Regions from separate parts of the Homo sapiens genome. Here region 1 is linked to region 2. Evidence: chromatin loops called from intact Hi-C (ENCODE). Cell type or tissue: heart left ventricle. All regions are shown on one strand. Each heading gives the region's core, and the rest is flanking DNA. Links, peaks and the distances in the headings are about the cores only.

Evidence for each region. A loop is a pair of places that touch in the nucleus more often than their neighbours do. Peaks named below come from ENCODE experiments on the same cell type or tissue, not always from the same donor. Only the 100,000 strongest peaks of a DNase experiment are listed, where the experiment ranks them.
Region 1: it touches region 2 in a loop (2.0-fold over the local background); 1 of 110 quality-filtered maps calls a loop at or near these places.

What each region holds. Positions count from the first base shown.
Region 1 is chr3:73,412,653-73,417,047 of GRCh38, forward strand. The region is part of intron 3 of PDZRN3 (PDZ domain containing ring finger 3); the gene reads right to left. Among named protein-coding and RNA genes, the nearest start is that of PDZRN3-AS1, 210 kb to the right of the region's middle. In heart left ventricle, for the core only: no CTCF peak of the experiment used is centred there; no DNase peak of the experiment used is centred there.
Region 2 is chr3:73,142,652-73,147,046 of GRCh38, forward strand. All of the region lies in intron 2 of LOC107986098 (a long non-coding RNA gene), which reads left to right. Among named protein-coding and RNA genes, the nearest start is that of EBLN2, 83 kb to the left of the region's middle. In heart left ventricle, for the core only: no CTCF peak of the experiment used is centred there; a DNase peak (open chromatin) is centred at 1,823; H3K27ac peaks cover 201 bases.

The sequences.
Region 1 (4,395 bases), core at 318-4,317, 270 kb after region 2:
CAGGTTATTCATCTCTTGATGCCTTAGTTTTCTTCTCTGTAAAATGGGTTAACAGCAGGACCTAACTCACAGAGTTGTTGCTGGAATTAATTAGGCTCTGCATAGAAAGTAGTTATGGTTCATGCCTAGTGCATACCAAGTGCTCAGTGAAGGTTAGCTATTTATTATCCTCATTGATTTGCAGAATCAATGTGCCATGTATTGATAAAGTGGTGAGGAAGGCTCAGTAACACTGGGTGAGAGTGGGCATCACTGGGGCTCCAGGGTGAGACACATGGGGGTCTAAGTCCGTGCTCTGCCATTTATCAGATGTGTGACTTTGGGTAAATTACTCCATCTCTGTGTGCCTCAGTGCCCTCGATAGAATATGAGGAATATTTAAGTACATGCTTCATAGGTGATACCTGAATGATGTAATTAAAGTAAAGCTCTTGGCACAGTGCCCAATGTCAGCTGTTGTTATAACTGTCACACTTAGACAAATTTTCTAGCCTCTTCCTGTGCCTCATCTATAAACAGGGTTGTGAAGATTCCTTGTAAAGAGCTTAGAAGAGCGCCTGGCTCATAGCACACTCAGTAAACGCTATCTTTTTCGGGAAATACTAGCCTAGGTTTGGGCTCCTAAAAAGTCCAGCTGCCAAATTTCAGTAAAAACCATACTCCAAATAAGTCACATAAGAAAACCCATGAAAAGCAGTTTATATTGCAGTCATGTCTATGGGAGGAGCCATTTCAAGGATATGACACTGAACGCCACACATGGGTTTTTGTTCTGTGTCGGGCAGTGCAATAAATGCTTCACACACATGATTTCATCCCGTCTTCAGAATAAGGATGTCACTGGTGAGGTAGGTGGTGTTATCTCTACCACCTCAGAAGCTGAGCAGCTTCCTAAAAGTTGTGCAGCTTATGAAAGTAGAAATGGGGATGTGACCCAGGTCTGCCTGGCTTCGAAATGCGTGTTCTAACCACCGAGCAGCACAGCCGGCAGTGCTGTTACCTGACCTGGGCTGTAAAGCAAAGGAGGCCGAGGTGTTCACCGGTGACTGTAGGATGCCAAGATGTGAGGGTGTAGTGAAAAGGGGCAGTCATCAACAAGAGGGAGAGGTGGGGCCCGGAGGTGGAAGGTGATGTTCCAGTGAGAAGGATACTTGCCAAAGGAGAACGTTCATGGTGCATGCCATGGCAAGGGCACGTGCGCTTTACCCTGAGAACCAAGTCAGCTGAGTCTACTGACCTTTCCCAGGAACTCACCTTGGGAATGGTATGTTTAACAAGCAGGATGGAGAAAAACACTAGTTGTGGATCTTCACTAACCTACCGGAAATTGATTTTCTTCTGTCAATTCATTTCTTACTAAGTTGTCTCAATGTGTTTGCCCTACAAATGTCCTATAGGCAACGTCTAAGGCCCCTGGGATGGAATGGCATAAAAAAATAGTACAGTTAAGACAAAAGTAATGTCAGTCATGTCTCAGAGTCAGAGAAATCTCTGAGCAGCAAGAAAACAAGCAACATCACACATTTTTTGAAGCGCCTGAATCTTAGAAAGCAAATTTTGAAAAATGCTATTGGACTTAATGTCCTATACTTTATTTGTTCCTCTTATTACAAGACTATGAAAATTCCTTAAACACAAAAGTCAGGTAACAAACCAATGAATGCCAGGAAAAATCAAAGCTAAAGTTGATTCACTGTAAACAGAATTTCCTGGGTCTTGTGGATTTGTGTTTCAGAATTTTAGTGTAACCTACAAAGAGTGGTTTGGCATCTTTTTTGTTCTTTTTTTTTGTTTTGTTTTCTATCCAAAGAAATAAAATTATGATGTGTATCACTTGATCAAAATTAATTTTGGCTCCTGCATAGCCAACTAGTTCATCTTGCAGTTTACAGACCATGTGGAAAAACTTTCATTAAATTGATTGTGATAGGATCCTTGGAAGAAAATGCTGTTGATATTAAACCATGGTTTTAGTGGTTCAAAACAAACAACTCAGTTTAAAAGAGCCTGGTGCCAGTATGAATATAAAACTACCAGTGAATGTTGATAGAATGGGCTATTTTTTCTTTTGTTTTCCTATAACAGTAATCATTAGTTGGCTTGTCCATAATCAACATTCTAAATAAATTATGACAGATCTTCTCAAATGCCTCCAATTTCCTAGACAGCATTTAAAAATAATTCTACATCAGCGATAAACTAAAGAGTATGGCATGCATTTGAAATACTCTTCAAAGACTAAAGCCACTTTATTGCAGGAATCATCTTTTGCTTCTTTGAATCTCTAGCAATGCTTAACACTTCCGCGTTATTTTCTACGTACCATGCAGTATGCTTGGCACTGTACATTCAATGGCTCATTCATTTGTTTATTGGTCAAATAATGATTGCGAATGTCTCCATGCTCAGCACACGGCCTGGGGCTGCCAATATAGTGGTGGGCAAGACTAGAAATGGAAGCTGTCCCTAGGAAGTTGACAGTCTGGTGAAGGAGAAGGATGCTAGGAATCCCACTACTGAGAGAAGGAAAGAAAACCTGGCAGGGAGAGGGAGGTCCCCTGAGGAACAGGTGTAGAGCACCAATCCAAAGGGCAGGATTTAAGTGGGGAGGAAGAGAGGAGAGGGAAAGGCATGTGCAAAGGTCCTGTGGTAGGAGAAAACCTGGTACAACTGATGGGCTGCTGGTGCACGTGAGTGGGGTGCAGACTATCATGCGTTAAGCCTGGAAGCATGGGCAAGGGCAGGCTATGCTGACTCTTGGAGGCTTCAGGTTGGACTTTGTTTTTAAAAAATATTTTTATTTTCTATTGTTTATACTTAAGATGTACAGCATATTTTGCTATACAGATGATCTCCAATTTATGATGGTTTGACTTATGATCTTTCACTTTTACAGTGAAAGAGATACATATTTAATAGAAACTGCACTTTCGGTATCCACATAATCCTTCTATTTTTCACATTCAGTACAGTATTAAATTACATGAGATATTCAAAATTTTATTATTGCGTTTAATGATTTTGCACAACTGCAGCTGATGAAAGTGTTCTGAACATATTTAAGGGAGGCTAGGATAAGCTACAATGTTCAGTAGGTTAGAAATATTAAATGCATTTTTGACTTAAAATGGGTTTAAGATGTAACTCCATCGTAAGTTAAGGAACACCTGTACATATGTGTAATGAAGTGATTACTACAGTCAAGCAAATTAACATATCCATCATGTTATAGTTACCTTTTTTCATTTTTTTAGTATTAACTATGGCTAATAATAGTGTGTCACATACTGGACATTTGCCAAGAGAGTAGATTTTTAGGTACTTTCATCACCAAAAAAAAAAAAAAAAAAGACTTTGATTTTGAGATGATTTAAGAGGAGGGTGGAGAATCCACAAGATTAAGGGTTTTTTTTGTTTGTTTGTTTGTTTTTCCTTCTGTTTGTACCTTAGAGACATGATCATGGGAGTTGGCTGCTGTGTGAAGAAGAGATTAGAAAAAATTAGGATGACATGGGACAGGAAGGGTAGCCCTCCCACCGTAAGCGCTCCAGAAAGTAAGTGACTTGCCTAAGGGTTATTAGCTACTAAATAGTAGTTTGGGAGCTTGAACTTGGCCTCTTACCTCCAAGTACATTATTCTTTGTTAAGCTAAAATACTTGACGTGTGAGGTCTCAAGACAAAGCAAATGCAAACACTAAATTTCAAAAGCTTGAAATAAATTAGGACTTAGATAGATCCTGGGCTTCTTGAGAATTTTAATTGTTCTGCTACTAGATCACGCCATACCGACATAGTCTTTCTGTAATGGGCTCTGGATCGCAAGTCACTGTTCCTTCTTGGGGGCTTCCCTCACAAGTACATGTGGATGTTGAGGACACTGCCTACTATTCTTACCCTAACCTGGGGTATTATTTATTTCTAGAAACTTTGCTTCCTAAGACTCTGGAATCATTTATCTCCCCCCACAGGAAGGTTGGATGCAGAAGGAAGAATGGTTTATTCTGTGACTGGCTAGAAAAGCCACTGAATCTTGTATCTCTGAAACTCTCTGCAAAAAGGGATGCATATTCCCTAGCCCCAGTGGGGGAAGCTCTACCCACTTGCTCTTAAAACTCTGTTCTTCACATGAACTGTCCCACGTTGTTTTTAGAACCATATTAAAAAATCCAAACCATATCCATCTTTAACCTGCCTAGGTTTTTTTTTTGTTTGTTTTTTTTTGGTTTTTTTTTTTTTTTTTTTTTTTTTTTTTTTTTGAGACAGAGTCTCACTCCATCACCCAGGCGGGAGTGCAGTGGTACAATCTTGGCTCACTACAACCTCTGCTTTCTGAGTTCAAGCGATTCTTATGCCTCAGCCTCCTGATGGCATGCGCCATCAGGCCCAGCTAATTT
Region 2 (4,395 bases), core at 65-4,064:
CTAAACAGAACTCTGCAACGCATGAACCACAGGACCCAAAACATTCCCACCAATTAACTACACCAGCTGTGGATGAGACACCCTCCCGTTCTCATTAGGAATAGGTCTATTCCAAGTAAGCCACTTATAAACACCCCATCACCATCTGGGAATCACATGTTCCTGGCCCCTTGCTATAAAACTTAACACATGCATGTGTGTGTGTGTGTATGTGTAATATATTTAGGAGCAGAGAAGGTTTACTTCTTGCCCAGCTTCACCTTGGTAGTCCTGAGGTCTCTCCTTCAACTGGCTGTGAGTGCACTTCTAACATAAGCACCATTTCCTCTTGATTTCATACTGTAATTAATAAACTGTGTGGAGTTTATTATAGTGTGTTTTGGGACTGTCTGCCTCAGAATCACTTGTGGTGCTGATTCACCCATACAGGTTCCTGGGCCTCGCCATAGCCCATTGAATCAGTGAATTTGAATTTTAACACCTTCTCCACAGTGACCATCACCATGCGCACACCAACATGTTGCTAATGTCCCACACGTGTGTTTGGTCTGTTTTACTGTGTTAAGCCAGCGAATGGAAGCTAGTTAGAAACTTAGCTTTCTGGTCATTTTAATCAAGGGCTCCTTCCAAACCAGATCAATAGCGATTGCCTAACTATAGAACTTGTTTCTGCTTGTACCTTTTCTGTTTGGTAGCTCTCTAGCACGATATTTCTCAAACTTCACTGTGCTTGTGAATCGCCTGGAGAATCTTGTTAAAAGGCAGATTCCGACTCAGTAGGTCTGGCGGGGGCCCTGAGACTCTGCATTTGTAATAGGCTTCCATGTGATGCTGGTGCTGCCAGTCTGGGGACCACACTTTGAGTAGCTCTGTATTGGGTAGATTTCTGTCTCTGACTAAAGGACCCTTCCTATGGCCTGTTTCATGCAGCTGCCTGCCCATGTCTGAGTATCCTTGTGCCAACTCAGAATCCCTCTGCTTTTATTTTTTTTGTAGATGAAAAGGGGAAAAAAAAGCCTGAGACCCCTGGGAGGGAGACCCAGCTCTCTCCCCATCCCCCTGAACCTGTGGTGGAGGAAGGCGACATCACAAGCCAAAGGGTCTATTGATCTGGTGCAATGGAGATTGTATTGAATCGGAAACAGCAGGCTCCCTGCGTTTCAGGGGGAGCCTCAGGAGAGCAGAGACCTTCTTTGCTTTAGTTTATTTTGTAATTAAGGGGAAAGGAACCCAAGCTAAAATGTTGCTTGAGGGCCTGGGCTTTTAAATTTATGTCACTGAGCAGCCTATGAATCAAACCACCCACTGTGAAGCTGTCAGTTCTGATATCGTTTCTCTCTCTCTGTGGCTTTATGCAAATGCTTTCCCTTGTCCAAGTATTACGCTTAATGGGAATGGCAGACCGCATCCGTGTCCTAAGCCAGGGTGTGTGTCATGGTCTGTGTGCTTGTGTCTGATTATGGGGCTCCTCCTGCTTGTCTCAGCTTACAGAATAGAGGTGACATCTGTTATCTCAGAGGCCTGTTTGAGGGGAGAGGACTTGGAAGTTCTTGTAAGTGTGAAGACTGTTGGTGGAAGAAAAAAATGCATACACTTTATTGCATGGGAACCCAGTTTGAGAAGTCTTTCCAGATGAACTTGGTTGGTGACTCTGGGTCTAGTGAAGCCACTTGATCATCCAGGGTTCGGTGTAAATACCTCGCCTTGGGGGACCCCTCTCAGACCACTCCAGAGGAATGAATCTAGGACCCTAGCCTGTGCCCGTATGGCCCCTGGACTATCCTTTGTAGCATGCTTGTTGTGTAATGTGGGTGTGACTGAAGCTCCAGGAGGGGCAGGCCCTATTTTGTTCCTGGTGGTGCGCAGTGCCAGGCATGTGCCTGGTACATCATGAGCTCTTGATACGAGCTTGGATGGATGTGCATGCTGCAGGCAAACAAGTGCTTCTTATGAAATCTAATGGGCATTGTTCCAAATACAGTGGAAGATGAAACTTAAAAAAACACAAACTTTTGATTTCATTCAGAAAGAACTTTTTGCTCTAAACAGGAGAACAAGCTATTAGGAACAGAATGATGATTATGTACAGTAATATCAATCCTGTTGATGGATGGTGTCAAGCTTTGTAGCCACATTGTCCTCATAGCTACTTACAAGTTAATCATATGCCTGTCACAGAGATACTAGATATTACTCTAGTATCTTCATCCCTTAAAAATAGAATTCCAGTTTTTAGCTGGACGTATGGCCACCTAGAATAAAGGCTGTATTTCTCAGTCTTCCTTGCAGCTAGGCATGGTCACATACTGGATATAAATGTGTGATTTCCAGGTACTGTCATTTTATTGTCTTCTTACTTCCTGCTAATGGACTATGGATATGATGCCTGGAGTTCAGCAGCTGTCTTGTGCTGTGAGGATGGTAGACGGCAAGATGGAAGGATCCTGTGTACTTTTCTGAAGCTGTGCTACCAGCCCTGCACTGTCCACCTCTAGGCTTCATTTATGTGAGTTAAGCCCTATTATTTTGGATTTGATATCACTCTCAGCTGAACAGAATCCTACCTAAGACAAGGATAGGAGAATTATAATTCCTACAAAGGGCTTCTTTAAGGCCATTCTTGGAATAAATTCTATAGTTCAAGGTATTGGTAAGGGTGTGTTTGTGATAAGATTTTGGGTAAAGCAATCTAGTGTGAGCATTAAGAGTGTGGGCTTGGAAGCAGTTTGGCTTTCAGTTGCTGTAGGTCCTTGGACAAGCTCTTTAAGCTCTTTAAACTTTAGTCTTCCTGTCTATGAAATGGAAGCTATAATATAGTTCCTGGTACCTGCTGCTTCTCTTCTCAGTACATGGAGTTATTGAAATTCCACAGAGCTAATACTCTAAGGGCCTTAGAGTATACAGATGCCTTCTCTAAGTCATGTTCCTGTACAAAGAAATTTCACTTCAGCAAAATTTCTTGTGCAGTTTTTTTTTTTTTGTTTTAGACAGTCTCACTTCATTGCCCAGGCTGGGGTACAGTGGCACGATCTCGGCTCACTGCAACTTCCGCCTCCCTGGTTCAGGCAATTCTTCTGCCTCAGCCTCCCAAGCAGCTGGGATTAAAGGTGCCCACTACCACACCCGGCTAATTTTTGTATTTTAAGTAGAGACACGGTTTCACCATGTTGGCCAGGCTGGTCTCCAACTCCTGACCTCAAATGATCCACCTACCTCGGCCTCCCAAAGTGCTGGGATTACAGGCGTGAGCCACTGCGCCCAGCCCTTGTGCAGTTTTTCCTTTCTTTTTAGAAATTAACAAAATCAAGTAACCCTAGAAATGTAACTAGTTTCATATATTTTGTGGTTTTAAAGTTCAAGTATAGTTTATTTTTACCATTTTAAAGACAATTAAATCATTTGACCTTGTTAATCTGGCACCTTCCCAAGTACTAGGCATTTTGCTAAGTCCTGGGAACAACAAAAACAACAAAATGGTCAAGACATAATCGCGCCATTACAGAATTTACAGCAATTGTGTGCAGGCCTTTCTGTTTACAAAGCAGTTTTATGATATGCAGATAATATGTTCTGTGGGGATAGAACTTTTTGGAGATTCAGACGCTGTAATTATATTTTTCTGTCCCATCTATGTAAGTATAGGTAAACTGATTCCAAGGAAGCCAGGGGCATCAGATGTGCATTGCAGATGTCAGTTGCGTGCTCCATGGAGATCTGACTAAACTTGATCCAAACTCTTAATTCCTTAGCCTTCTGAGAGTGCAGAGATGCATTCCCTCTTCCCCAGAGTTCTAAAACTTCCCGAACTTTCTGTTTGTGTTACATCTCTCCTGTGTTTTTGTTTTCCAAGTGTGCTGCTATGGTTTATATAGGAGTTTATTTAGCACTTTCCAAAGAGACTAAGGAATTTGAGGGCAGGGACTACGGCTACTTCTTCGTTTTTTTTTTTTTTTTGAGATGGAGTCTTGCTCTGTCGCCAGGCTGGAGTGCAGTGGTGCTATCTCAGCTCACTGCAACCTCCACCTCCCGGGTTCAAGTGATTCTTCTGCCTCAGCCTCCCGAGTAGCTGGGACTTACAGGCATGCACCAGCAGTCCCCTAATTTTTGTGTTTTCAGTAGAGACGGGGTTTCACCATGTTGGATAGGATGGTTTCGATCTCTTGACCTCGTGATCCACCTGCCTCGGCCTCCCAAAGTGGGATTACACGCCTGGGATTACAGGCGTGAGCCACTGCGCCCGGCCTGACTATGACTACTTCTAAGATTTGCTCACCGTTCTCAGGTCAGTGTTTTATTCACAGTCCCTCTGAAGCTTGACCGATTCATAGTGGGCAGGTAGATATTCAGAACACATGCTTTCCATCCCTGCTATTGAGGTAAGACCTGCAAATGGTG